Regions from separate parts of the Homo sapiens genome. Here region 1 is linked to region 2. A link is a loop called in an ENCODE intact Hi-C map of the cell type or tissue named here. Cell type or tissue: PC-3. All regions are shown on one strand. Links, peaks and the distances in the headings refer to the core of each region. The heading gives the core; the rest is flanking DNA.

The links. A loop is a pair of places that touch in the nucleus more often than their neighbours do. Peaks named below come from ENCODE experiments on the same cell type or tissue, not always from the same donor. Only the 100,000 strongest peaks of a DNase experiment are listed, where the experiment ranks them.
Region 1: it touches region 2 in a loop (3-fold over the local background); 2 of 110 quality-filtered maps call a loop at or near these places.

The regions. Positions count from the first base shown.
Region 1 is chr10:22,080,573-22,093,182 of GRCh38, forward strand. No RefSeq gene overlaps it. Among named protein-coding and RNA genes, the nearest start is that of DNAJC1, 83 kb to the left of the region's middle. In PC-3, for the core only: no CTCF peak of the experiment used is centred there; a DNase peak (open chromatin) is centred at 6,279; H3K4me3 peaks cover 881 bases; H3K27ac peaks cover 1,311 bases.
Region 2 is chr10:22,236,961-22,249,570 of GRCh38, forward strand. LOC124902391 (a long non-coding RNA gene) reads right to left here and starts at 9,123. Exons shown (of 2, transcript XR_007062086.1): 1 at 8,290-9,123; 2 at 2,887-3,288. LOC105376447 (a long non-coding RNA gene) reads right to left here. Exons shown (of 2, transcript XR_001747390.3): 2 at 10,460-12,610. In PC-3, for the core only: a CTCF peak has its summit at 7,251; DNase peaks (open chromatin) are centred at 6,551, 8,831 and 9,991; H3K4me3 peaks cover 915 bases; H3K27ac peaks cover 5,950 bases.

The sequences.
Region 1 (12,610 bases), core at 2,422-10,421, 160 kb before region 2:
TGGTGGGTGAGGCAACGCTCCACCCTGCTTCAGCTCACCTTCTGTGGGCTGCACCCACTGTCCAACCAGTCCCAATGAGATGAACTGGGTACCTCAGTTGGACATGCAGAAATCACCCACCTTCTGCATCAATCTAGCCGGGAGCTGAAGACTGGAGCTGTTCCTATTTGACCATCTTGCCAGCAATCTGCAGTTATTATTTTTATGATACAAGTATAATCTTATTTTTGGCAATTGAAAGCCTCTTCCCATTGGCTCTTGAGTCCTTTTGCCTTGGGCTTAGTGTCCTTGATAATTTTCTTACTTTCTGATGTGACAGGACATTCTAGATTCATCTTTAATTTCCTTTCCAAGGTCAGGAATCAGCCATTTCTCCCAGTTACCCTGGCTCCCTTTAGTGGGAATGGTCAACACTAAGGACAACAGTGTACTCATTACCATTTGTTTTCTCCAGATCTCCTTAGGACACAAAACTAAGAAATGTTTTTTATATATATATATTTTAAAAAAAACCTCTCATACACCATGAGTTTATATTGATACTTCAGATTCAAATTCAAGACTATAGATTCTTATTTAAACTCTTTGATTTGTATTTCCTTTCTTCTGTGACCAACTAATTCAATTAGTGACATCACCATAATTAATCATTTGCTTTTTCACACAGTTCATCTACAGAACAATCTCCAGTGACAATACCCAACACTACTGCTAACAATATGATTACTAAAGCAGTTTCAGAATTTCTTCAATTCTCGCTTGGTGCAGTGGCTCATGCCTATAATCCCAGCACTTTAGGAGGTTGAAGTGGGAGGATTTCTTGAGGACAGGAGTTTGAGACCAGCCTGAGCAACATAGTGAGACCTCATTTCTACAAAAAGTTTCAAAAATTAGTCAGACATGGTGGCACATGCCTGTAGTCCCAGCTACTTGGGAGGCTGCAGCAGGAGGATAGCTTGAGCTCAGGAGTTCAAGGCTGCAGTGTGCTGTGATTACACCACTGCACTCCAGCCTGAGTGAAAGTGAGATCCTATCTTAAATAATAATAATTTATTCAGTTCTTTTTGTACTTTGGAGGTATCTCATGAGGCATTCATCTGAAGTAATTCCTCTTTATTTGTATATGCCATCAAGTCAATATACAGTCAAGTTCATTATTCAAAAAATTTTTTTTGTTTTTAGAGATTGTTTTAATTTTTATTCAAAAGTTATTTAATGTATTCACATGGTACAAAGTTAAAACTGCAAAACAAGGTAGATTTGGGGATAGGTTCACCTCCACCCCTCCACCCCACTCTTTCTCTTCCCATAGGTAATTTTTTGATGTTTGATTTTGCTTCCATTTAAAAATAATAACAAGTGTTGGTGAGGATGTGGAGAAATTGGAACACGTGTACATTGCCTGTGGGAATGTAAAGTGGTGAAGCCACAAAGTTTAGTAATTCTTCAAAAAGTTAAACATGGAATTATTACTTTATCCAGTAATTCCACTCTTAGGTATATAAACAAGAGAATTGAAAGGAGAGACTCAAGGGGATACTTTTATACTTGTTCATAGGAGCATTATTCACAATAGCAAAAAGATGAAAACAACCCAACTGTCCATTAACAGATGAATAAACAAAGTATGATCTGTCCATACAATGGAATATGACTCAACCATAAAAAGGAATGAAGCTCTCATATATGCCACAACATGAATGAAGCTTGTAGACATTATGCTAAGTGAAATAAGCCACACACAAAAGGACAAATATTGTATAATTCTACAAATATGAAATATTTTAAATAAGAAGATTCATAGAGATCAAAAATAGATTAGAGGTTCTAGGTCTTAAGTAAGGGGAAAATAGGGGAGCCACTGTTTAATGGATATGGTTTCAGTTTGGGGTGATGGCAAAGTTTTAGAAATAAAGAGTAGTGATGACTCTACAACATTGTGAATATCATTAATGCTGTAATTCATATACTAAAAATGTTTAAAATGGAAGAAAATAGGCAATTGATAATTTTTTACTATCTTTTTTTTTTTTTTTTTTTTTGAGGTTGAGTCTCCTGTCACCCAGGCTGGAGTGCAGTGGCGTGATCTCGGCTCACTGCAACCTCTGCCTCCCAGGCTCAAGCAATCCTCCCACCTCAGCCTCCCGAGTAGCTGGGACCACAGGTGCATGCCAGGCTTGTATTTGTGGTAGAGACAGGGTTTCACCATGTTGCTCAGGCTGATCTTAAACACCTGAGCTCAAGCAATCCACCTGCCTCAGCCTCCCAAAGTGCTGGGATTATAGGCATGAGCCACTATACCTGGCCAATTTTTACATAAATAGTAGCACACTATCCACATTTTTCTCCATCTTGCTTTGTTCACCAAACAATAATCTGGACCAAGACTGTACATCAGTGTAGATCATCAGTAGAAATAGTCTCTACTGCTCTTACAACTGCAGAGCACATCATCCTGTGGATATTGCCATAGTGTATCTAACCAATGCCCTAGAGATGAAAAATTAGATTGTTCATTAGAGATTTTTTGTAGGAAAAAAGTGATATCTGATTTATACCTGGGTGACATGTCGAAAATGGATCGGGGGTGGGGAGTTGCAGAAGATTGAAAGCAGAAAGTTGAGGCCATTGCAAACATCCTAAGGAGAGGGCGGTTACTTAAACTAAGGTGGTAGTAATGGAAATAGAAAAAATTAATGAATCCTGGCTTGTGATGGCAGTAGAGACTACAGAACTTTTTGATGAGTTGGATGTGGGAAATAAGGGATAAACAAAAATCACAGGTGACTACCTAATTTGGGGGCTTCATAAATTAGGTGGATGGTGGTGCTATAAATGGAGAAGACTAGAGAAGAAGTAGATTTTGGTTGTTTCATTTTCTTGTGTTTCTTTTTTCTGTATAGATAAATCGGGTGTTCTTCTTGGGATAACCAAGTAGAGATGTAAGTCATTAGGAATATGAATGTAGAACTTGATGGAGATGTTAGGAGTTGGGATAGAAATTTTGGAAATCATTGGCATATATATGGCATTTAAATCCATAGGATTGGAGGAGCTTAGAGAGTTGCTGTGGCGGAAACCAAGAAAGACACCAGTATGCTAGCCCTGTTCCATGCTAACAAGGAAGGAGACCTTGAAGTCAATAGTGTGATGTCATGAAATGCAAGAGAAGAAAGCATTTTAAGAAAGAGGGAACTGTCCATGGCCAGAGCCATGTCAAATCCTACAGATCTCATTTACTCCTTCAGTTAATCCTGCTTCTTTGATGCCAACTGCTTTGGTTATCTGGTAGCATGCCTCCTTCAAGTTATACCATCCTCCTAAATGATTAGTGGTTTTTCTTGGCTGATTTATATCCTTCGCTATGTAATTCCTCAGTGGATGGATAACTGAGGTATCCGACAATGTTAGAAAAGTGGAGAGGTGCAGTACACATGGGTAAAAAGAAATAACCACTGGCATATCAGTCTGTTCTCACACTGCGATAAAGAAATACCTGAGACTGGGTATTTTATAAAGAAAAGAGAGCTCATGGTTCCACAGCCTGTACAGGAAGCATGGCTGGGGAAACCTCAGGAAACTTACAATCATGATGGAAGGCAGGGGAAGCATGACTGGAGCAGGAGGAAGCAAGAGAAGGGGGAAGTGCTACACACGTTTCAACAACCAGATCTCCTGAGAATTCATTCACTTTCACAAGAACAGCAAGGGGAAAATCTGTCCAATGATCCAATCACCTTTCACCAGGCCCCTCCTCCAACATTGGGGATTCAATCCACATGAGATTTGGGTGAGGACACAAATCCAAGCCATATCAACTGGCTTTGGTAACAAGAAGGTTAGTAGTGACGTTCACAAGAGAAATTTCAGCAAAGGAATGAGAGAATGGGAGGTGAAGAATAGGAGACAGGAACTAAGAGAAGTTCTGCTGTGGAATGGGAACAGCAGAAATGGGAATGTCTGCAGAGGGAGGGAGGAAGGGGTCAGAGAAGGGTTTTAGACAGGGGATTCTCAACCATACTTGTAACGCTGCCCTTGTAAGAAGGGGAAGAGTGATGATGTGGGAAGGAGAGGGTAAATGCGGTGGAAACATCTGTGAGAAGCACCCCCACTTAATGGTTACACTGCAGTTCTCAGACACACAATCACCATCCACTTATATTTAACTAGAGATAGCACAAGATTCAATGCCCAGTCTTATTCTTTGTACTTTTATTATTATTATTATTATTATTTTACTATCTTGAGATATTCTTTGATTTCAGCTTGTCTGCAGTTGTTCCTTGGGGTGTTTCCTCAGAAAAAGAACATGGTTCTCCATCTTCCTAAGAGCTCTTTGTGTGTTAAAAATGCCTTTTCTTTTGCCATCACTTGGCTGTATAAAGGATTCTTGGATCTCTCACTGCCCTCCAAAAGTGGTTTTGATATTTTCTAGCTTCCAGTGTTGTAGGTGAGAAGACTGATACTTGTTTAATTCTTTCTCCCTTATAAAGTCCCATTCTCTCCAACTGGAAGCTTGTAAGATTTTGTCCCTGGAATATAGAAGTTTCACCAAGATATGACTGTCTTTTTTTCATTGTTCTGGTTCATATCTCAGAGATTGCTGTCAATACAAAGACCCAAGTCTTTCTTTATTCTTTTCCTTCTGGGACTTCTAAAATTTGTAAACTTTTCTTCATGACTCATGAATTTGTTCTGTGTGATGGAATATGTTCTCCATTCAGTCTACTACAACTCTGACAGCGTGTTCAGCAGTGACCATTTTGTTTTTCAATTCACCTGTTGAACTTTAAAATGCACAGTTAAGCCCAAGCGCAGTGGCTCACACCTGTAATCCCAGCACTTTGGGTGGCCGAGGCGGGTGGATCACCTGAGGTCAGAAGTTTGAGACCAGCCTGATCAACATGGTGAAACCCATCTCTACTAAAAATACAAAAATTGCCAGGCATGGTGGTGCACGCCTGTAATCCCACCTACTCAGGAGGTCGAGGCAGGAGAATTGCTTGAAACCGGGAGGCAGAGGTTGCAGTGAGCCAAGATCGCGCCATTACACTTCACCCTGGGCAACAGAGCAAGACTCTGTCTCAAAAAAAAAAAAAAAAAAAAGCACAGTCAAGTTCTGTCCTTTCAGAAAACTTCTTTTGTGCTTTACTGCTATGTCCTTCAACACTCACTACATTACTATTAAAGTTCTCTTTGATTTCTTAAATGAAGTCAGCTTCTTAGGTGCCAACTGCTTTGGTTGTCTGGTAGCATGCCCCCTTCAAGTTATAGCATCCTCCTGAATTATGTGAGTGCTCTTTTTGGCTGATTCATATCTTTAGGTTTAAAATCCCTCAGTGGGTGGAGAACTCAGGTTTATCTGCCAATGTTAGAAGAGAGGGGTCTACCGATGCCAGCTGGTGCCCCTCTCTGGAGGCACAATGGGATTTATGTCTTCAGCCCAGCTCACCACAAGACAAGCCTCTTTCACAGCTTTTGAATCCTAACTTTGCAAACAGTGATGTTCTCAACCCATAACTTCTGCCTCAGAACTCAATGCTGTCTAGGTATGTAGTGGCTCCTCAAGGTTTCAACAATAGTAGGCAGTTGTCTGAGTGGCCTTGGAATCTATAGAGGACAGAGTCAGAAATTGAAGCTCAGAAATCGTCCTTTAATTTGATTTTTAAGCCTGTAACTTTGATATCATTGCCTCAGGGCACAGGAACAAAATATTAAATATATAAACTGTGTTGTAATATAAGGTTATATAGTGTATGATTATTGGTATTGCTGTTAAATATACATAACTAATTGAAGTGTATAATTAGTTAAAGAGTTATAATGAGAGCAAATTATTTCTTAAAATAAGTTGAATCCTAAAAACATTTTTCTTTCAAGTAAAAACTCTGCCATGAACTACTACATATTTTTAATTTTCCCAAAAGGGATTAGAAGGTATTTACAATCCAGGTTAGGGTTTGTAGTTTAAAGTTACCACAAGAGAGAACTTGTATAATTTTTACTTAAATTTAGCTAAGTCCATCTATAAACTAAAATGGTGTATTGAAATTTTACATCAGATTTTTAAATTCCAATATAGAAAACTGTGTATTGGAAAACTGCAAAGACGCTGAGTTACACATCCTAAACTCTGTTAATTCAAAAAGTTTTAATCATCCTGGTTCAATTAATGTCTCTAAATAAATTATAAGTTAACAAAATGTTTGTCAAGCCAAACCCTGATCCTGGCTTGTCTCACTATGAGGCAAACAGTGGCCCCAGGCCAAGGACGCTGCATGCTCTCGGGCTGAAATATGAGCCGGGCTCCTGGGAGACCAGCAAAGCCTAAACAAACATCTGGGCCCTTCTAGCTGTTTACTATTTTCAGTTTTTATAAGAGTCTTCTCTGGATTTCTACATAGAAACAAATATACTGTGTGCTTTTATTTCAACAAGAAAATCTTTAGATTGAAGCTGTAATTTGGTTTTCATCAATAGCAACTCTTCTCTTTTTTAACAAATTGTCTTTTGCCTCCATAGTCCTTCCACTTCGATAATCTCTCTTCTCTTCTTTTTTTTCTCTTTCTGCATTTTGATTTCTTATTAAACTACTAAAGGTTGTTTAATTAATATCAATTAATGGCAAATCTGTGAATCCATCTGTCACAATAGTAGCTGTGCTTGGATAACCAACAACTTAAGGTAGTAAACTGATCGGCAATCTACAGTGAGTCATTACCCCTCCAGCAGCAATAGTCTGCCTGGGGCCTGCAGATGTGCTTGGTTTGCTTAGCATGGTGTTCTTGTAAAAATTTGAATATGAGTGACTTTGAGTAGAATACACTTTTTCCAGTTGACACCAGGCCAAACAATCTTCAAATCCTTTCACTTTTACCCTATCTGCGTGGCCTGAGTTTGTATCTGGTTAAAATTTTCATGGATAAAGACTCACAGCAGTTTCTCAAATGTGCCCCAAGGAATTCTGAGGTTCAGCCCAGCACTGGGTACGGTTAAGGGGCATTTCAGGTGATTCTGTGGGGGGTTAGCCTTGAGCCACACTGAAGAAACATCACCTAAAAGCTTTTCCAAATAGTCTTTACCTGTGTAGGTGTGTAACAAAAAATCAAAGCAAATCAAAAGAGTTTCTACATTATAATAGTACAATGAAAAGCAAGCTGCTAAGTTGAGTAAACGAGTGATCATGATGCACCTCATTCATTTATCAGTTCTCCTCTTGTAAATACACTGAAGTCCTTATTAAAGAAAAAAAGTAAATACTTTAAAATGAATTTTATACAGAAAGCAGCAATAGGAGTGATGAGGTTGCCAAATTTGAAAACCATTTTCTTTTTCAGCACTCCTAAAGGTGACATATTATTCTTTTAGTTTAATTTCCTAAAAATTCATATAATGGAAAAAATTTTTAATCGTAGTTTTTGTTAAGAAAAGAACAAGATTCTCTTAATTTTGTAATAAAGGTAGTAGTTGCTAAATTAAATCAAATTAAGTGATCTTAATCCTATTCCTCTAAATAAAACGATTTCCTTTTTAGTATCTCATAATATGAACAAATTTACCATTAAATCTAAATTAGGCAATGTCTTCGCATACAAAACACACCATTTACTACCACCATTCTTCTGAAAATTCTGGACAATTTTGTTTAAAATTGGTCTAGACATATTTTTTAACTTGAAAGAGTAGGCAACATTTCTCTAAATGGTTTTTCCTATTTCTTTTTTTAAAAAGGAAGCTTTTTACCCCTCATTTTTCAAAGTTATGTACCTGAAAGTCATACATTATAGAAAAGTAGAAAAAGAAAAACATAAATTCACCCTTCTAGGAAGAACTTTTAATAATGTATAAGATAATATAAAAGATGATAAATCATAATACACATATAAAATATTTATAAAATTTTTAAAGGATACCTTACAAAATTAAGAAATATTTGTGTACTATACAAAAGCCACTAATAAACAAATAAAATGCAAATTTCATAGAGCAGTATAAAATAAAAAGTAAAATTTTTATTTCCCAAGTCGGTCCTGATAAGTGGCTCTTTTTCTTCTCACTTTTTAAAAGTTGTTCTAAGGGTTGACAGTATAACTTTAAATAATACACTTAGCGCTTTCATTTTTTTCTTTTTTTGAGACAGGGTCTCTCTTTTTTGCCCAGGCTGGAGTGCAGGGACACAATCTTGGCTCACTGCAACCTGCACCTCCTGGGTCCAAGCAATTCTCCTGCCTCAGCCTCCTGAGTAACTGGAACTAAAGGTGCCAGCCCACCAAGCTGATTTTTGTATTTTTAGTAGAGACGGAGTTTCAACATGTTGCCCAGGCTGGTCTCGAACTCCTGACCTCAAGTGATCCACCTTCCTTGGCCTCCCAAAGTGCTGCGATTACAGGCGTCAGCCACCACACTTGGCCCTTTTTTCCTTTTAATTCAGGTTTAGCTTGCATACATTAAGTGATATACAAATCATAAGTCAGTGCAAATAAATTTTACTTATGTCTACAAACATGTAACTGCTAACTGCTACCCAAATCAAGCTAACTCCTTGGGGGTTCCTTCTCAATCAGTACTGTATCCCTAAAGATAATCATCTTTATCAATAGTGTTTTGCAAGTGTTTAAACATTGTGAAAACAAAGTCACACAGTATATACTCTTTTCTGTCTGCATTTCTGTTGCTCAACATTATGTATTTAAAATTCAGGATCCCTGTTCCAAGATGGCCAAATAAGAACAGCTCCAGTCTGCAACTCCCAGTGTGATCGATGCAGAAGACGGGTAATTTCTGCATTTCCAACTGAGGTACCTGGTTCATCTCATTGGGACTGGTTGGACAGTGGGTGCAGTCCACAGAAGGTGAGCTGAAGCAGGGTGGGGCATCGCCTCACCCGGAAATGCAAGGGGTCGGGGGATTTCCCTTTCCTAGCCAGGGGAAGCTGTGATGTGACAGACTGTACCTGGAAAAACGGGACACTCACACCCAAATACTGTGCTTTTCTCATGGTCTTAGCAACCTGCAGACCAGGAGATTCTCTCCTGTGCCTGGCTTGGGGGGCCCCAGGCCCACGATGCCTTGCTCACTGCTAGCACAGCAGTCTGAGATCGCCCTGCAAGGCAGCAGCCTGGGGGAGGGGTGTCTACCATTACTGAGGCTTGAGTAGGTAAACAAAGCAGCCAGGAGGCTCGAACTGGGTGGAGCCCACCACAGCTCAGCAAGGCCTACTGCATCTATAGATGCCACCTCTGTGGGCAGGGCATAGCTGAACAAAAGGCAGCAGAAACTTCTGCAGATTTAAACATCCCTGTCTGACAGCTCCGAAGAGAGCAGTGGTTCTCCCAGCATGGTGTTTGAGCTCTGAGAACAGACAGACAGCCTCCTCAAGTGAGTCCCTGACCCCATGTAGCCTAACTGGGAGACACCTCCCAGCAGGGGCTGACAGACACCTCATACAGGTGGGTGCCCCTCTGGGAAGAAGCTTCCAGAGAAAGGATCAGGTAGGAATATTTGCTGTTAAGCAATATTTGCTGTTCTGCAGCCTCCGCTGGTGATACCCAGGCAAACAGCGTCTGGAGTGGACCTCCAGCAAACTCCAACAGACCTGCAGCTAAAGGACCTGACAGAAGGAAAACTAACAAACAGAAAGGAATAGCGTCAACATCAATAAAAAGGACATTGACATCAAAACCCCATCTGTAGGTCACCAACATCAAAGACCAGAGGTAGATAAAACCACAAAAATGGGGAGAAATCAGAGCAGAAAAGCTGAAAATTCTAAAAACCAGAGCACGTCTTCTCCTCCAAAGGATCACAGCTCCTCGCCAGCAATGGCAAAAAGCTGGAGGCTGAATGACTTTGATGAGTTGACAGAAGTAGGCTTCAGAAGGTCGGTAATAATAAACTTCTCAGAGCTAAGGGAGACTGTTCTAAGCCATCTCAAGGAAGCTAAAAACCTTGCAAAAAGGTCAGACAAATAGCTAATTAGAATAAACAGTGTAGAGAAGACCTTAAATGACCTGAAGGAGCTGAAAAACCATGGCACGAGAACTTTGTGATGCATGCACAAGCTTCGATAGCTGATTCGGTCAAGTGGAAGAAAGGATATAAGTGATCGCAGATCAAATTAATGAAATAAAGCAAGAAGACAAGTTTAGAGAAAAAAGAGTAAAAAAGAAATGAACAAAGCCTCCAAGAAATATGAGACTATGTGAAAAGACCAAATCTACATTTGATTGGTGTACCTGAAAGTGACGGGAGAATGGAACCAAGTTGTAAAGCACTCTTCCGGATACTATCCAGGAGAAATTCCCCAATCTAGCAAGACAGGCCAATATTCAAATTCAGGAAATATAGAGACCACCACAAAGATATTCCTCAAGAAGAGCAACCCCAAGGCACATAATTGTCAGATTCACCAAGGTTGAAATGAAGGAAAAAATGTTAAGGGCACACAGAGAGAAAAGTCAGGTTACCCACAAAGGGAAGCCCATCAGACTAACAGCAGATCACCTGGCAGAAAACTTAACAAGCCAGAAGAGAGTGGAGGCCAATGTGCAACATTCTTAAAGAAAATAATTTTCAACCCAGAATTTCATATCCAGCCGAAATAAGCTCCATAAGTGAAGGAGAAATAAAATCCTTTACATACAAATGCTGAGAGATTTAGTCACCACTGGCTGGCCTTACAAGAGCTCCTGAAGGAAGCACTAAACATGGAAAGGAAAAACTGGTACCAGCCACTGCAAAAACATGCCAAATTGTAAAAACCCTTGATGCTATGAAGAATCTGCAACAACTAATGGGCAAAATAACCAGCTAACATCATAATGACAGGATCAAATACACACATAAAAATATTAACCTTAAATGTAAATGGACTAAATGCCCCAATTAAAACACACAGACTGGCAAATTGGATAAAGAGTCAAGACCCATTGGTGTGCTGTATTCAGGAGACCCATCTCACCTGCAGAGACACACATAGGCTCAAAATAAAGGGATGGAGGAAGGTCGACCAAGCAAATGGAAAGCAAAAAAAGAGCAGGGGTTACAATCCCAGCCTCTGATAAAACAGACTTTAAACCAACAAAGATCAAAAGAGACAAAGAGCTTTACATAATGGCAAAGGGATCAATGGAACAAGAAGAGCTAACTATCCTAAATATATATGCACCCAATACAGGAGCACCCAGATTTATAAAGCAAGTCCTTACAGACCTACAAAGAGACTTAGACTCCCACACAATAATAATCGGAGATTTTAACACCACACTGTCAATATTAGACAGATCAACGAGACAGAAGGTTAACAAGGATATCCAGGACTTGAACTCAGCTCTGCACCAAGCAGACCTAATAGACATCTACAGAACTCTCCACCCCAAATCAACAGAACATACATTCTTCTCAGCACCATGTCGCACTTATTCTAAAATTGACCACATAATTGGAAGTAAAGCACTCCTCAGGAAATGTAAAAGAACAGAAATCACAAAAAACTGTCTCTCAGACCACAGTGCAATCAAATTAGAACTCAGGATTAAGAAACTCATTCAAAACTGCACAACTACATGGAAACTGAACAACCTCCTCCTGAATGATTACTGGGTAAATAATTAAATGAAGGCAGAAATAAAGATGTTCTTTGAAACAAATGAGAAAAAAGACACAACGTATCAGAATCTCTAAGACACATTTAAAGCAGCGTGTAGAGGGAAATTTATAGCACTAAATGCCCACAAGAGAAAGCAGGAAAGATCTAAAATTAGACTATTAAAATAAGATTTTAATTGTGATGTTAGACACCCTAACATCACAATTAAAAGAACTAGAGAAGCAACAGCAAACACATCCAAAAGCTAGCAGAAGACAAGAAACAACTAAGATTGGAGCAGAACTGAAGGACATAGAGACACAAAAAACCCTTCAAAAAATCAATGAATCCAGGAGCTGGTTTTTTGAAAAGATCAACAAAATTGATAGACTGCTAGAAAGACTAATAAAGAAGAAAAGAGAGAAGAATCAAATAGACGCAATAAAAAAATGATAAAGGGGATATCACCACTGATCCCACAGAAATACAAACTACCATCAGAGAATACTATAAACATTTCTACACAAATAAACTAGAAAATCTAGAAGAAATGGATAAGTTCCTGGACACATACACCCTCCCAAGACTAAACCAAGAAGAAGTCGAATCTCTGAATAGACCAATAACAGGCTCTGAAATTGAGGCAGTAATTAATAGCCAACCAACCAAAAAAAAGTCCAGGACCAGATGGATTCACAGCCAAATTCTACCAGAGGTACAAAGAGGAGCTGGTACCATTCCTTCTGAAACTATTCCAATCAATAGAAAAAGAAGGAATCCTCCCTAACGCATTTTACGAGACCAGCATCATCCTGATACCAAAGCCTGGCAGAGACACAGCAAAAAAAGAGAATTTTAGACCAATATCCCTGATGAACATCAATGCGAAAGTCCTCAATGAAATACTGGCAAACCGAATCCAGCAGCACATCAAAAAGCTTATCCACCCCAATAAAGTCGGCTTCATCTCTGGGATGTAAGGCTGGTTCAACAAACGCAAATCAGTAAACGTAATCCATCACA
Region 2 (12,610 bases), core at 2,708-10,707:
ACAGAATAACTCTCATGTACTATATAGTTAAATATTTTTAAACAATTTGAAGCGTTAAAAATCTTCCATTCGTTTCAAATGTGTTAATTTTGACATAATTTCAGGCTTAAAAGTTGAAAGAATAGTACAAAGAATTCAACCAAATTCCCTAAATATTGTCGTTACTCTTTTGTCTTTCTTTCTCAATATGTACGACTTTTTTTTTTCTGATCTGTTCTGACCTTTTTAATGAACTGTTGGATTTGGTTAGCTAATATTTTGTTGAGGATTTTTGCATCTATGTTCATCAGGGAGATTGGCCTGTAGTTTCCTTTATTTGTGTCTGTCCTTTTCTGGTTTTGGTATCGGGTAATGCTGTTCTCACAAAATGAGTTTGGAAGAATTCCAACCTTCTCAATTTTTTGGAACAGTTTCAAAAGATTGGTATTAGTTTCTTTCTTTTTTTTTTTTTTTTTTTTTCAGGAGTTTCGCTCTGTTTCCCAGGCTGGAGTGCAACGGCATGATCTCAGCTCATTGCAACCTCCACCTCCCAGGTTCAAGCGATTCTCCTGCCTCAGCCTCTAGAGTAGCTGGGATTAAAGGCACCCACCACCATGCCCAGCTAAGTTTTTGTATTTTTAGTAGAGACAGGGTTTCACCATGTTGGTCAGGCTGGTCTAGAACTCCTGACCTCAAGTGATCCGCTGGCCTCAGCCTCCCAAAATGCTGGGATTACGGGCGTGAGCCACCGTGCCTGGCATGGTATTGGTTTCTTAAGTATTTGGTAAAATTCAGCAGTGAAGGCATCAGGTCCTGGAATTTGAGGGAGACTTTTTGATAAGAGGCTTTTTATTACTGATTCAATCTTGTTACTTGCTGGTCTAGTAATGAGACCAACCTGCTATTGGATCTTCATGATTCAATCTTGGTAGATTCAATGATTCAATCATGATTCTTCAAATGTATTCATGAAGAAATAAGAATGTTTAGATCTATTGGTCCATTCAGATTTTCTGTTTCTTCCTGATTCAGTCTTGGTAGGTTGTATGTGTCCAGGAATTTATCCATTTCTTTTTAGATCTTCCCGTTTTTGGTTTATAGTTGTTCATAAGTCTCATGATCCTTTTGTATTTCTGTGGTATCAGTTGTAATATCTCCTTTTTCATCTCGGATTTTATTTATTTGAGTCTCCTCTTTTTTTTCTTAGTCTAGATAAAGGTTTGTCGATTTGGTTTATCTTTTCAAAAAACAACTCTTTATTTCAATGATCCTTTGTATTGTGATTTTTAGTCTCTATCTTGTTTATTTCTGATCTAATCTTTGTTACCTTTTTCCTTCTACTAATTTTATGTTGAGTTTGTTCTTGTTTTTCTAATGCCTTGAAAGGCAAGGTTAGATTGTTTGAGATCTTTCAGTTTTTTTGATGAAGGTGTTTATGTTATAAATATACTCAGAACTGCTTTTGCTGTATTCTATAGGCTCTGGTATATTGTGATTCCATTTTCATTTGTCTCAAGAAATGTTTTAATTTCTTTTTTAATTTCTTCATTGACTCACTGGTTATTCAGGAGCACGTTGTTTAATTTTAATGTATTTGTAGAGTTTTCAAAGTGCTTCCTGTTATTGACTCCTAGTTTTATTTCATTGTAGTCAGAAGAGATACTTGATATAATTTCAATTCTTTGAAATTTGTTCAGACTTGTTTTATGGACAAACAAATGAACTATCCTGGAGAAAGCTCCATGTGTTGATGAAAAGAGTGTGTATTCTGCAGCTGTCGGGTGACATGTTCTACAGATGTCTGTTAGGTTCATTTGGTCTTTGGTGCAATTCAAGCCTGATGTCTCTTTGTTGATTGTTTTTGTCTGATAATCTGTCCATCACTGAAAGTTGGGTGTTGAAATCCCCTACTATTATTGTATTGCAATCTATCTCTCCCTTTAAGTCTAATAGTATTTGCTTTATATATTTGGGTGCTTTTTTCATGATCTGTTTGAAAGTAAATTGCAGACATGATATCCTCTAAATACTTCAGTGTGCTTTCTAAATTAATGTATTATTTTACATAACCACAGTACAGTGATCAAAGTAAGGACTTTTTTTTTGGTGGTGGGGATGAAGTTTTGCTTTGTCACCCAAGCTGGAGTGCAATGGCATGATCCTGGCTTACTGCAACCTCTGCCTCCCGGGCTCAAGCAATTCTCCTGTCTCAGCCTCCCAAGTAGCTGGGATTCCAGGTGTGTGCCACCATGCCTAGCTAATGTTTTTGTGTTTTTAGTAGAGATGGGGTTGGTCTTGAACTCCTGACCTCAAGTGATCCACCTGCCTTGGCCTCCCAAAGTGCTGGTATTATAGGCCTGAGCCACTGTGCCTGGCCTAAAGTTAAGATCTTGACATGGATACAGCATTATTAGAACTAGGTCCCAGTCCCAAGTACAGACCTTCAGATTTCACTAGTTTTTCCCATGAGTTCCTTTGTTAAAAAAAAAAAAAATCCAGGACCATTATTTGCATTTAGTTGTCATGTCCTTCACTTTTCTTTAATCTATAACAATTCCTGGGTCTCTCTTTCTTTCTGTATCTCTCTTACTTACTATCATGATGTTGACATTTCTGAGGAGTACAGGCCAGTTGTTTTGTAGAATGTCCCTAAACGTCAGGTTGTCTGGTGTTTCCTCATGATTAAATTCAGGTTAGGCACCTTTGCTACCTCTATTGAACATATTTAGCGAACTGGATATTGCAACGTCAATCTGAAACAATGGCAAAATGAAAAAGGAGGCTACAACAACCACAAAGAGGTGTGTGATGCTAATCATGAGTTTGACAGAAGCAGAACTTCTCAGTATTCCTCAACTTCATACGATAAGAATAGTCCCAATTATAACAGTCAAATTAGTAATATTCTTGAAATAATAATTAAATTTTTTATTTTAAAATTCCGAACTGTATCTCTTTCTCTCTCTCTCATATTCCAGGTACATATTCACCAGATATTTCTAATCTGCCATTTCATCTCCTGAGAAATACCCATCAGAAAGGAGAACAACTATTGTATAAAATCGGTTCTTATTCTTTGGTGAGATGGAGCCCTCGATGAATGGTCATTGAGTTTTGTGGTTTGAAAACCAACTCCTTTTACATTTGGTTATGAAAACCCGAGTTTTTCATACCTGTTAACCTCTTGGTAAGCTGATAAACCTGTATTTCTGAAACTGCAAAACTGAGACTCACAGGAAGCCACTGGGGTATATCAAGCTTTACAAGTGTTCCTCCTCTTATCCTGGGTTGCCTTTCACAAAACAGTTCCTAAGGATGACCAATAAGACATAGGAAGCAGAGAATTTTCATAAATTTAGCAGTGTCTAAATAATCAGAAAGATCAAAAATCCTTTCAGAGTTGATAGAGGGTTCCTGTATAATTCAGCAAGTGACCTCAATAGAAACATTGTGCCACAGGCTTCCCTTTGGCAAAACCAGAAAAGAATTTGTGATTGTTTACTTAGAGAAAAAATATTTTCTTATGAGCTAAAGAGCCAAATACAACCGTCTATGGCATTTCCAAGAGAACCACTTTTTGCCTTCATGAGAGCTTCATCATGCTACCATATCTCCTTATCTAGAGAATATTTTAAAGACATTTTTAAAATTAAGAGTGTCAGTAACCAAAACACAAAGACTATAAATTGAATTAGGAGATGCCATGGTCCTACAGTCAAGAGATTTTTCATTATGGGAATCCTTGCATTTAAAGTAGAGGAATTTTAAATCCTTTGTCTAAGTCTACAGGATATAATAAATACATATTTTTTCTAAAATTAATAATTCGAAGGGTTTTGCATGAAACTGAAGACTAACTTTTAAATTAAACTAGTATTATGCATTCTAATAATTGAATGCTTCAATTCATAATTGACTTTTTAAGCTATTTCATAGAATACAGTGAGAAAGAGATTGCCAAAGCCCACATCATCAACATAAGTAGGATTCTATAAACGAGACCTGCAGATGAGTATTTAAATTTAGGTTTATGCATACAATTTAGTTATTTTAGATGGGGTTGATGCAGAGATTTTTTTTTTCCAACGAGAGATGAAAGAAAACCCAGAACTGAATTGCCCACAAGTCTTTTGAGTTATGAAGTAATTTGAGAATAGAAATTTCTTCTATGTAATTCACCTTTTCATTCTGGGATTATAGTTGTGGTACTAGAATAAGCATGAGCATATTGTTCAATGGAGTAGAATTGGGAGTCCCTACATCTATGGCCAATGTATTTCAACAAGGGCACTAAGACAATTTAAGAGGAAAAGAGGAGTCTTTTCAACAAATGGTGCTGGGACAACTACATGTACACATGCAAAGAATGAAATTGGATCCCTAACTCACACCATATACAAAAATTAACTCAAAATGGATCAAAAACCCAAATGTAAAACCTAAAGCCATAAAACTCTTAGAAAAAATACAGACCTTAATTTTTGTGATCTTGGATTGGGTAATGGATTCTTAGATATGACAACAAAAACACAACCAACAAAAGAAAAAATAAAGTGGACATGGACATCACCAAAATTAAACACTTTTATGCTTCAAAATATACTAACAAGAAAGTGAAAATACAAACCACAGAATTGAAGAAAATATTTGCCTATCATATATCTGATATGGTTCTAACATCCAGAATGTATAAAGAATTCTTAAAATGCAACAATAAAAAGAAAAATAATCAATTTTTAAGTGGGAAAAGGATTTGTAGACATTCCTCTAAAGAAGATATACAAATGGCAAATAAACACATGAAAAAAATGCTCAATATCATTAGTCATTAGGGAAATGTAAATCAAATCACAATGAGGTGTCCCTTCATATCAATGAGGATGGCAACAATAAAAAAGATGGACAATAACCAGTGTTGGCCAGGACATGGATAAATTGGAACTCTTATACAGTGCTGGTGGGAATACAGAGTGATGCAGCCACTCAGAAAAGCAACTGGTAGCTCCTCAAGATGTCAAACATTGAGTCATCATATGGCCACACAGAAAAGTTTCTGTAATGTCCATGCAGGACATACAGTACTGTCCATAGCAGCATAATTCATAATAGCAAAAAAATGGAAACAATGCAAATGTCCATCAATTGATGAATAAACAAAATCTGATACATCCAATTAATGGAATATTATTTAGCCATAAAAAGGAACAAAGTATTGATACATGGTGTAAGATGGATGAATCTTGAAAACATTATGCTAACTTTTTTTATGGTTAAACATTATGCTTAAGAGAAAGCAGCCAGACACAAAAGGACATATATTATATGATGCCACTCGTATGAAATGTACAGTATAGTAAATATATAGAGATAGAAAGCAGTAGCCAGAAACTGGGGTAATGGGGAATGGGGAATGAGGGCATGAGGGTGTTTTTTAGGGTGATGAAAACACGCTGGAATTAGTGATGATGGTTACATGAGTCTGTAAATACACTGACTTGTACACTTTAAATCGATAAATTTTATGGTATGTGAATTACATCTTAATAACCATAAATACATTTTAAAATAAAGCATTACTAGCATAGAAACAAAGACACAGAGAATTAGCTGAATTTCCCAAAGTTAGCAGCAGAACCTGCATTCTGATTTGCAAATCCATGTATTTTAATCTATTCTTCACTGTGATTAGCTGCACCTAACCCAATTCCCATAGTGAAACTCTCATCTGGTTTCCGGTTAATTACTGAGGTTTTAGACCCAGCATAGTAGCTCATGACTGTAATCCCAGCACTTTGGGAGGCCAAGGCAGACGGATCACTTGAGGCTAGAAGTTCAAGACCAGCCTGGGCAACATAGCAGGACTCCATCGCTACAAAAAAATTAAAAATTAGCTGGGCAGGCTGGGCATGGTGGCTCATGCCTATACTCCAAGCACTTTGGAAGGCCTAGGTGGGCAGATTGCTTGAATCCAGGAGTTCGAGACTAGCCTGGGCAACATGGTGAAATCCCATCTCTACTAAAAAGTGCAAAAATTAGCCACATACGGTGGCAAGTGCATGTAGCCTCAGCTACTCGAGGGGGCTGAGGTGAGAGGATCACTTGAGCCTGGGAGATCAAGGCTGCAGTGACCGAAGACCATGCCACTGCACTCCAGTCTGGGCAACAGAGGGAGACCCTATCTCAAAAAAAAAAAAAAATTAGTTGGCTATGATGGACTGCACTTGTAGTCCCAGCTGCTCAGGAAGCTGAGGCAGGAGGATCCCTTGAGCCCAGGGGTTAGAGGCTGCAGCAGAGAGCCATGATTACATCAGTGCACTCTAGCCTGGGTGACACAGCAAGACCCTGTCTCTAAAAAAAAAAGAAAAAGAAAAAAAAAAGAAATTGAAGTTTTATGTCAAATCTATTGGAAAGTATTTCCCTGCTTACTCACTGTGTAAACTTCAGTTTACTTGAGATCCAAATTTACTCCTACATCATCAGTTTACTTAGGATCAACTTTTAAGTGAATTAGTAGACATTTACTGAGTACCTCCATGTGCCCAGTACTATGGCCATTGTTCAAAATGCTGAACTCAAGCTCAGTAAGTCAGGAAACTAGAAATACAGGTTGAGAAATCACTGGTCTACAGGTGATAGTTAAATTGGATGAAATTGCTCAGGAAGAACACGCAGAGGGAGGAGAGGAGCTAGGCTGGAAGCCAGCGCACCTGGGCGTTTCGGAGCATCAGAAACCACCTACCAGTGACAGGTGCTGATAGGAAGTGATTAGTGAATGAGAGAGGTGAGAGAAAGTTATCCCACCTTATATTAAGCCTTACACCTTATCACAGTGCATTGGTTTTGTTTGTTTGACATGGCTGTCTCCCTTGTTAATCCCTGAGATCCTCAGGGTTCTGACTTGCTCTATTGCAAAAAAGGTATTTAGATAAGTCACCAGGGCCCTCCAAATTGTAAGATTCCATAGATTTTCTCCACTCCTTATTTAATCACTGCATTGCATTTGATACTGTTAACCAGTACATATCTCATTGTTTGTTACAATGTGGGCATAAAAATGGTGCTCCTCTCTTGGAAGCCCAGAAAGAACAGCTGCTTTGAACATAAGGCTGAACTGGCATGGCACAGAATCCTCGCACTGTGTGCTACCACCTCTCCCCTACCCCCTCCTCCTCCCCGCAGTCCCCCACACCTTGCCCTCCACTGTCTCCCCTGCAGAACCAATTCCTTGCATAGCTCTTTGTGATGCTGCCTCTCTGAGGCTCTATCCAGGGGGCGCCACCACAAACGAAAAAGAAAGACCCAGGGTCTCTATTGAACAGAACAACAGTAGGGGAAGAGTCTTGGCTCCACCCAAAACATATCACTTTACACAAGCTTCATGATACCTGTCCTGGCTCTGTCTCCTAGGCAGGACCCTGCCCTTTCTTGGCTCTCTAAACATGATGTACTCATTATAATATTTTTTATAAGGAATCCAGACCAATCATGGTGGCTCATGCCTGTAATCCCAGTGCTCTGGAAGGCTGAGGCAGGAGGATTGCTTGAGGCCAGGAGCTCAAGATCAGCCTGGGCAACATAGTGAGACCCCATCTCTACAAAAATTAAAATTAAAAGAAAATTGACCATCACATATGGGCATGCTTCTTTCTATTCTACACTCATCCTGAGCCATTTCGTCTACTCTTATGTTGTCAGCCCTAATCTATATATTCATAATTAACTTATATTTTTCAGATCTGCTCCTGAGCTCCAATGCCCTATATCCATCTCATCCTTGCACGTCTCAAATTCAGCATGCCAAAAAATGTTATTCTTTCTCCCAAAGATATGTTTTTTCAACATGTCTGCTATCATATACCCTTTAACCCAAGCCCACAGTCTAGGAATCAACCTCTCTCTTTCTTTCTCTCCAAAAACCAATTGATAAGGAAATCCTCCTCTCCATTCTACCTCCATAACATATTTTAGATCCAGCAGCATGCTCATTAGTATGTCTCATTTTATATCCCCATCACTTCTCTCCTAAATGACTACCACTAACTTATGGTCTCCTTACCTCCCACCACGCCTTTACTCCAATCTACAGAAAGATGGCGCTTTCTCAAATACAAAATCAAATATTTAATTCACCAGATGAAAAATCTTTAGCGACCTATACCATGGTTCTCAAATTTCCCATCAGGTCACCCTGGGACACCACAGGGAACAAACTCACAAGGTTGCTGTGGGATATTTTAAATGTTTGAGAGAAATACAGCCCCACCTATCAAACACCTCACAAATGACCACTAATATGTTGTTTAGACTTACCTACTTAACGAATGGAATTGTGAAGTATGTCTTCTGGCTGAGGGCACCATGAACAAATTACGAAGATGCTACAGATGCAGTGAGCTGGAAAGTTTGGGAACCTATGACTTACCAAACATCTTCAAGCCTCCTACGTTGGCATGAACTCATCTTTACCTACTGCTCCAGCCTTGTTTTGATCCTTACTGTGCCTTTCTTTTCCCCCCAGTCCTACACTACAGCCAAGCAGACAGGCTTGGATCTCCCCAAATACATCCTTCTTGCCATCCTGATTGGTTAGGCCCTGAAACCTAAGAGAGTAGGGACCTGGAGCTCCCGGAGTCTAGGTGTGAGACCAGGTGCCCTTCATGGAACACAGATGAAGTAGATAAACCAGGAAGGGCATTCCAGAATTCTCATGCCTGATGGATTCTGTTTGAGTCGGATTCTACATGGATTCTACATGAGTTGGATTCTAATCTGAAGTTTGGAAAAAAAAAAAAAAAAAGCTTGAACATTCCTGGGAATTCCATGCATATTTGTCAGGCCAAGGGAAGGGAGGAGGCCAGCTCCGTCATCCCTACCCTGCCTGTGATTTTCTACAGAGGTCTGTATTATTCCAGGGGAGGAGGCAAAGAGACAACCAACCAGGAAAGTGAGATTGCTTTTATTAATGGCTGTATCACCCCTGTCCTTCCCTGAAAAGAGACATCACACCTGAGATCCAGAAATGGCTGCTCCTTTCTTTGTACCCCATTTTATCTCATTCATCATTCTAAGCCCGGCATGGTGGCTCATGCCTGTAATCCCAGCACTTTGGGAAGTCAATGTGGGAAGGCCGCTTGAGCTCAGGAGTTCAAGACAAGCCTGGCTAACTTAGCAAGACCCCATTTCTACAAAAGATAAAATAATTAGCCTGCATAGTTCCAACTACTCAGGAGGCTGAGGCAGGAGAATTGCTTGAGCCAGGGAGCCCGAGGTTATAGTGAGCTATAATCGTGCCACTGCACTCCAGGCTGGGTGACAGAGTAAGAACCCTGTCAAAGAAAAAAAAAAAAACCCACAAAACATATTATTTATTTATTTTGAGACAAAGTTTTCTCTTGTTGCCCAGGCTGCAGTGCAATGGCGTGATCTCAGCTCACTGCAATCTCTGCCTCTTGGGTTCAAGCAATTCTCCTGCCTCAGCCTCCCAGTCGCTGGGATTACAGGTGCCTGCCACCACGCCCAGCTAATTTTTGTTATTTTTTATTAGAGACGGGGTTTCACCATGTTGGCCAGGCTAGTCTCAAACTCCTGACCTCAGGTGATCCACCCGCCTCAGCCTCCCAAAGTGCTGAGATTACAGGCATGAGCCACCACACCCGGCCCACGAAACATAATTTTATCACAGTATCTATAACATTCTTTTGCACTTATTTATTCACCTGTCTGCCCCACTAGGCTATAAACTTGTGAAGGTTCAGGACCATGCATGACTCATTTTTTCATTCTCTTTGCCCAGCAGAGTGACTAATACACAGTAAGTGATGAGTGGGTATTTGATGAATACATAAATTTCAAAAAGGGTGTGGCTAAGCCCCACAAAAAGTTCAAGTAAGTTAGAAAATAAACACTGTCCATTGGATGAAAAAGTTCAGAAGTAACTGATGACATTACGCAAAGATATTTTAAGGGAGTGATGGCTTTCAGGGAGATGTAGCTGACAGTGTTTACTGCCTACCCAAAAACCATTCCTCTGTTTCTTCTTTGCTTAACTGAATTCCAGTTTGATTTAGGCATTGAGCAAATTCCCTTTGATGTGGAAATGTGGGCCTCTACCCCAGATAAAGGGTGATAATATGTCCCAGTTCTGGCTAATATGATGTAAGAGGAAATCCTTTGGTGGGGCATTTTGGAAAATATTATACTTCCTTGACGTGAGTAAGACTCACCAAGAACAAATTTTCTGTTGCCTTCCCACCCAGCAGTCAGTGTGGTTTTTGTACTTACGGCAGCCATTTTGCAACTATGATATGAAGGTCAACTGAATCACAGAGGTGATATCACTGAACCCCCAAGAAAACACTAGCAACTCTTTATCTACAGACTTCTTGTCACATAAGAAAAATGAGCCTCTGTGTTAGCTGGGTTGTCTGTTACATTCTAACTGATATAAGAAGAGAGAAAAGAGAGACAAATGAGAGACCACTGTTCTTAGTGAATATATTACAACTAGTACAGTTTGGTGGCTGCAGGATACAGAGTTTGTTTGGTAATTTTGGAAAGAGGCTGGAAATGGAAAAGCAATGGGTTACAGGGGCTTCTAATGCCAATGAAGAGAAAGGCTTTAATTTTGTTGGCAATAGGGGGCTATAGAGGTTTTGGGGTAATGTTTTGGAACTTTAAGAAGAGTGCTTTGGCAGAAATCAGCAGGGTCTATATGTGCCCAAAGAGTGATGCCTCAGAAGCAATGCATTTGGCATAATCATATTGGTATTGTCCACCACGAGAATCACTTGGTATACAAACCTGGCTCACTCAGTTCACACTGAATAAGCAAAACAATAACCACTTGGCTTCATGATGCTTTTCGACCTAAAATAAACACAAGGTATCAAAGCAAATGAAATGTTACATCTTTCCAGTGCTCCATATGAATAATCCCTGTGGAAGTTATAAGTAAACAAAACTTCTGTTCATAAAAAGTATCAATGACAGATGTAAATACTGTATAAACTCCTGCCATATAAAAGGAGAAAATGAGATCTCACATATCCTTCCACAATACCAATTCCTGACACTTAGCACAACAAATTAGACACACTTAATAATTATTACACACTAGGCTTGAGATTATTCAATAGTTTTTTAACCGTGTTTCTATAATGGTGTGGAGGTTTTTGTTTGCTCACTTTTTAAAAACATTTTCCACGATTTCATTATAGGAGAATAAATGCTCTTATACATAGTCATAGTTTCAAATATGTTTCTGTTCTTCTCATTTAAATCTACTCAGAAAACAAGCTTACAACAGAAGCCAAACTAGGAAAATCTCTGCTGTGAGTATCATATAATATTCAAACACTGCCCAGGAAAAACACTGGGGAATGGTGTTTTCTTTGCCCTCAAAGAAAAGCACGTGAACACCATCTTACAAGATTATTATTGACTAAGGAAAAGAAATGTGTCATTTGTTCATTCTTTAGACTAGGAATTGATGTTAGAGATTTTTAAATAAATTATAACAAGCTTTTAACAATCTACAAAGAACAAAAAGTGTTAATGTCTTCCCATAGTTGCCTCTGATCTTTTTATAAAGAATTGCTGTGGGCTGGGCGCAGTGGCTCATGCCTGTAATCCCAGCACTTTGGGAGGCTGAGGTGGGCGGATCAACTGAGGTCAGGAGTTCGAGACCAGCCTGGCCAAAATGGTGAAACTCCGTCTCTACTAAAAAACACAAAAATTAGACGGGCATGGTGGCAGGTGCCTTAACTGGCTACTTGGGAGGCAGAGGCAGGAGAATCATTTGAACCCGAGAGGCGGAGGTTGCAGTGAGCCGAGATCGAGTCATTGTACTCAAGCCTGGGGGACAAAAGCAAGACTCTGTCTCAAAAAAAAAAAAAAAAAGAGTTGTTGCCCCCTGGGCAGGAAGTTGTTGCCCTCTTCCTATTCCCCCTCCTTCCTTCTTTCTTTCTATCCCAAAGGAAATTACATTTTTTGAAGTTGATATGTATTCATCCTATTGATAGTACTATACTTTCACTTCATATGTATATATCCTGGCCCACATCTTTTATTTATGAAATTCATTATACATAAATTAGTAAATTCTTTCTATATAAGTTATTTATACATTTTGAATATGAATCCTTCACCAAGTACATGCCTTGAAAATATCTTCTCAGTTTATCTTGTAACATTTTATGATATCTTTTGTCATGTAAAAAGTATTTTTAAAAATTTTTATATACAGTCACATGGCACTCAACTACAGGGACATATTCTGAGAAATAGGTCCATAGGCAGTTTTGTCATGCTAACATCATAGAGTGTAATTACACAAACCTAGATGGTTTGTATATGGTACAAGCCTATTGCTCCTAGGCTGCAAACCTGTACAGCATGTGACTGTATTGAATACTGTAGGCAATTGTAACACAATGGTATTTGTATAATTAGACACATCTACACATAGAAAAGGTACAGTAAATATACAATATTATAACCTTATGGGACTATTATCATGTATTGACTAACATATCATTATTTGGAGCATGACTGTCATCCAATTGATCATTTCCTTAATGGATTGTGTATTTTAATGTTTTGTTTAAGAAATCCTTTCATACTACAAATTCTA